Regions from separate parts of the Homo sapiens genome. Here region 1 is linked to region 2. Evidence: chromatin loops called from intact Hi-C (ENCODE). Cell type or tissue: right lobe of liver. All regions are shown on one strand.

Region 1 (2,500 bases), 120 kb after region 2:
TTATTTTATTTTATTTTTTTTTTTTTGAGACAGAGTCTCACTCTGTCGCCAGGCTGGAGTGCAGTGGCACAATCTTGGCTCACTGCAACCTCCGCCTCCCAGGTTCAAACGATTCTCCCGTCTCAGCCTCCTGAGTAGCTGGGATTACAGGTGCGCACCACCACGCCCAGCTAATTTTTGTGCTTTTAGTAGAGTCGGAGTTTTGCCATGTTGGCCAGGCTGGTCTCGAACTCCTGACCTCAAATGATCCTCCTGCCTCAGCCTCCCAAAATGTTGGGATTACAGGTGTGAGCCACCACTCCGGGTAAAAAAATTCTTCATGCTTAGCATGCTGACGCCCTGAATGCGGGATGACGCTGCTTTGCTGGTGTGGGTGCAGATGCGGTATTTCTTTGGTGATCAGTGAGCCTCAGCAGAGTACATGCGTGACAAGGGACACGGTCTGCAGAAAGATTGAGAAACTCACGGTAAACAGCCCTGAGCTACTTACCCTGAGTGACCCACTGCACGTAGGCCCTAGTTGTTCTCAGCCTCGGGCTTTGGGGAACTTTGGCCCCTGGATCTTTCTCTATCGGGTTTTGGTGCTTATCTTTTCTGGGCAGTTTATGCAACAGGCACCCGTTAACAGATGCCCTCCGTGGACAAGTCCATGTTCTTACCTTCGAGGGGCTTGAATTCTAGTGGGAAGTTGGACCCCAACAGAGAAAATGCGCCCCCTGCCCCACTGCCCCACCATGGACTCCTCCCACAATGTTGATTGTTCTGATGGACACTCAGTGGCTATAGGAGCGGCATCTTCCTGAGTGTCTTGTCAGCTGCCCTGAACCGAGGGCCTTGTGTGTTTTCTGTGTCCTGCAGCTGGGCTCAGTGGCCTGTTCCCCCGTGGACTGCCCCATCACCTGTACCTACCCTTTCCACCCTGACGGGGAGTGCTGCCCCGTGTGCCGAGGTGAGTGGGACCAGCTGCCCCACGTGCCAGGTTCCCGGCCAGGCCTCGGCTCTCATGGGCTCCTGTCTCCCCTTCCTCCACAGACTGCAACTACGAGGGAAGGAAGGTGGCGAATGGCCAGGTGTTCACCTTGGATGATGAACCCTGCACCCGGTGCACGTGCCAGGTGAGCTGGGCCTGGGAACCCAGGAGCGGCCCCGCCAGAGGGCAGCTTCTTGCCTTTTGTCCCTTTGCAAAACATGGAGCCCTTTAGCCAGCATAAATCCATCCTCCTGCCATCCTCCGCCTTTAATTAACTGCCAGAATATCTTTGGTTTTGACCATCTCCTCCCTCTGTGGAAGTCCAGAGGGAGAAGTGGTTTCCCAAAGGGGGTCCTGCCATAGCTGGCTTTACCTGTTCTCCAGGCGAGGGCTCAGGCACTGCAGCCTCTGTCCTGGGATCTTTCCGTGGGTCCTGCTGCTGGTGCAAGAGGCCCTTGAGGGCACTGCCCAGGGCAGGCAAGATGCTCTGGGCTTCCTCATGGGGTTCCTTCTGCTTCCCCAGCTGGGAGAGGTGAGCTGTGAGAAGGTTCCCTGCCAGCGGGCCTGTGCCGACCCTGCCCTGCTTCCTGGGGACTGCTGCTCTTCCTGTCCAGGTAAGTGGGTCTCTGGGTCCTGGAGTTTCTCCGCCATCTTCTTCCATTTTACTTTTCTTCCCCGGTACATAGAACTTGTAAAGGGCTGGATAAGAGAAAGCCATGTTCAGAGAGGGAACACGGCTCGCGCAAGGTTGTACAGCTGTGCTGTGGCCTGCTGACCCTCATCCCGTGCTCATGATGCCACACACCATGATGTCTGTTTATTTGCACTCCCTTTTTCTTCTTCTTCTGCTTTTTTTTTTTTTTTTTTTTTTTTTTGAGACTGAGTCTCCCTCTGTCACCCAGGCTGGAGTGCAATGGCGCTATCTCACCTCACTGCAAGCTCCGCCTCCCGGGTTCACGCCATTCTCCTGCCTCAGCCTCCGGAGTAGCTGGGACTACAGGTGCCTGCCACTACGCCTGGCTAATTTTTTTGTATTTTTAGTAGAGATGGGGTTTCACCGTGTTAGCCAGGATGGTCTCGATCTCCTCACCTCGTGATCCGCCCGCCTCAGCCTCCCAAAGTGCTGGGATTACAGGCGTGAGCCACTGCGCCCGGCCTGCACTCCCTTTTTCTTCTTTATCCCCTTTCTTAACCTCTTCCTATGCTTTCTTCTTTATTTTAAATTACAACATGGGAACTGAGTCCGTTTTGCAGAAGAGTAATCTCTAATATGTGTTGAGCACCCACGGTGTGCCGGGACACCTCATGTGTCTACACCCCTGCAATACTCTTGTCATCCTCCTGTGCCAGGTGAGAAAACAGGCCCAGGCAGGTGAAGTGCTGTGCTCAAGATCACATAGCTGATTGGTAGTAGAGCCAGGGTTTCAGACTGGAGTCGATGCTTTTAGATAGGACAGTGGATTGATTCCCAAGAACTGACGCCACTGAACTCCAGCCTGGGCCACAGAGAGACACTGTCTCTAAACAACA
Region 2 (2,500 bases):
TCGAACTCCTGACCTCATGATCCACTCGCCTCGGCCTCCCAAAGTGCTAGGATTGCAGGTGTGAGCCACCGTGCCCAGCCTTATTAATTTTTTTAAAAACAGCTTTCGACTTTCTTTTTCTTCATCGTATAAAATTTGTTTTCTATTTTACAAATTTCTGCTCTTTATAATTTCCTTCTTCTTACTTTCTTTAGGTTTTTTGTTTTGTTTTGTTTTGTTTTTGTTTTTGTTTTTTGAGACAGAGTCTGACTCTGTTGCCCAGGCTGGAGTGCAGTGGTGCGATCTCAGCTCACTGCAGCCTCCACCTCCTGGGTTCAAAGGAATTCTCCTGTCTTAGCCTCCCAAGTAGCTGAGATTGCAGGTGTGTGCCACCACACCCAGATAATTTTTGTATTTTTAGTGGAGATGAGGTTTCACCATGTTGCCCCCAGGCTGATCTTGAACTCCTAACCTCAAGTGATCTACCCGCCTCAGCCTCCCAAAGTGCTGGGACTACAGGCATGAGCCACTGCGCCCAGCTGGGTTCAAAGTGTTTTCTAATTTCCCTTATGATTTCTTCTTTGACCCATGGGCTATTTATAAGTGTATTTTATTTTATTTATTATTTTATTTTATTTTATTTTATTTTATTTTATTTTATTTTATTTTATTTTATTTATTTTAAGACAGACTCTCTGTTGCCCACGCTGCGGTGCAATGGTGCGATCTCAGCTCACTGCCACCTGTGCCTTGCAGGCTCAAGCTATTCTCATGCATCAGCCTCCCGAGTAACTGGGGCTACAGGTGCGTGCCACCACGCCTGGCTAATTTTTGTATTTTTAGTAGAGGTGGGGTTTTGCCATGTTGCCCAAGCTGGTCTGGAATTCCTGAGCTCGAGTGACATGGTATAGGCGTGAACCACCGTGCCCAGCCTTATTTAATTTCTGAATATTTAGTGGTTTCCTAGTATGGCAGTTATCAACACTGCCTCAGCTCCAGATTCACTCTCAGTACCTGTTCTGTTCCATGATAACCGGATCGACGCTAAGCATTTATCCCGTACAGTGAGTACAGTGTTAAGCTTTGTCAGCAGAGGGCACTAGAGGGCTATTGCAGAAACAAAGAGGCTCTCCCGGGTTCCAGTGTGCAGCCTTCGGATTTTTCTAAGGAAACCATGGATGTCAACTATGACCGTGATTAGTTACAAAAATGATCAGTTACAAAAACGAGGACTGTAGCAGCGATGCATATTCTTCTTTGCTTCTTACATGCATGTGTTTATTTGTATGTACTGACCATGTCTTTTGCCTCCCTTTGTTATTTTATGTGCAAATTGTTGGAGGTCAACTTTACAATCTAGTTTTTAGGTAATAGACACAGGTAATAGTTTTTAGGTAATAGTTTTTAGGTAATAGGGATCACGACAAATCTGTGGAGTAATCTAGCCAGCTATGGATACAGTGACTGTTTGGACTGTGTGTCTTATCATTTGGGGGAAGGCTGAGAACTTCACTTTTAGAGAGGAGATATCTTGTTAGTAGGAATGTAGCTACTAAGGGAGTTCAAAATTTGTGTAAAGAGTGCATATGGTAGTGGAGTAGCTGGAAGAATGGTTTCTGCCAGTTACCTATTTTTTGCCTCTCAGCTTCATTATTTACCTACCCTTCGGTGTCTGTTAAGCGATAACTAGACTCGAAGCATTTCTCCCTACAATGAGTACAATGTTAGGCTTTGTCAGCAGAGGACGCTAGAAGGACATTGCAGGAAGGAAAGGGCTTGTCTTCTGGTTCCAGTGCACTCCAGCTAGGGGCCTTGCTCCATCGTCCATCAGCAGGGCACGCCTTGGGAGATCTGCTGGTGTTCCACTCCAGCTGCACACCCAAAGCCGGCACTCCCTTGGCAACTTTGCCGATCTGGTCTAGGCCCCGTGACCAACTTGCTGTGGACTCCTTGTCATGGTTGCCGCTTACTCCAGGCCTTCCACCTGGGGCAGCTCCCTAACTCTGTGCACCTGCCCCCTAGTCTTGGCTTACCTATGCCATGGATGGTTTTCCCCAAAGCCCTCCAGGCATGGACAACGTGCGGTCAAGGCTGTGCCCCAACTTCCTCTGTGCGTCTGCTCACCAATCTGAGTTCTTCTGCATCCCAGAGGGTTGATTCCCATCCTCCATATCCTGTGTGGACACCATGCACTCCAAGCACATGGGGCATTCCAGCTCTTTTGATGCATCTGTCTGACAGCTGGGGCTCACCTGCGACCTGGAAGGTTGTTTCCTAGGGGCCTCCCAATGCGGGTGCTATGTGCTCTGGGCAGGTGGTGTTGCTATGTGCTCTGGGCAGGTGGTGTCCCCATGTGCTCTAAGCACCTGCCTACCAGCCTTAGCTTGCTTTTGGCCTGGAGGGTTGTTTCTTGCCTGGCAACTGTGAAACAGCTCTGGCCTGGGCTAATCAGTGAACTTCACACTGCCCAGTGAGTGGCATGCAGTGAAGTCTGAACCCCTGCCTTGGGGGTGGGGACCCT

The links. Peaks named below come from ENCODE experiments on the same cell type or tissue, not always from the same donor. Only the 100,000 strongest peaks of a DNase experiment are listed, where the experiment ranks them.
Region 1: a loop joins it to region 2, with 2.8 times the contacts of the local background. A loop is called at or near these places in 51 of 110 quality-filtered maps.

Annotation. Positions count from the first base shown.
Region 1 is chr11:61,263,571-61,266,070 of GRCh38, reverse strand. It overlaps VWCE (von Willebrand factor C and EGF domains), which reads left to right. Exons shown (of 20, transcript NM_152718.2): 17 at 859-949; 18 at 1,033-1,115; 19 at 1,494-1,584. Among named protein-coding and RNA genes, the nearest start is that of PGA5, 24 kb to the right of the region's middle. In right lobe of liver, a CTCF peak has its summit at 1,142 (motif pointing right); DNase peaks (open chromatin) are centred at 500 and 1,100; H3K27ac peaks cover 1,026 bases.
Region 2 is chr11:61,384,326-61,386,825 of GRCh38, reverse strand. No RefSeq gene overlaps it. Among named protein-coding and RNA genes, the nearest start is that of TMEM216, 7.0 kb to the left of the region's middle. RefSeq lists a silencer at 1,003-1,162. In right lobe of liver, CTCF peaks have their summits at 1,062 (motif pointing right) and 1,720 (motif pointing right); a DNase peak (open chromatin) is centred at 1,065.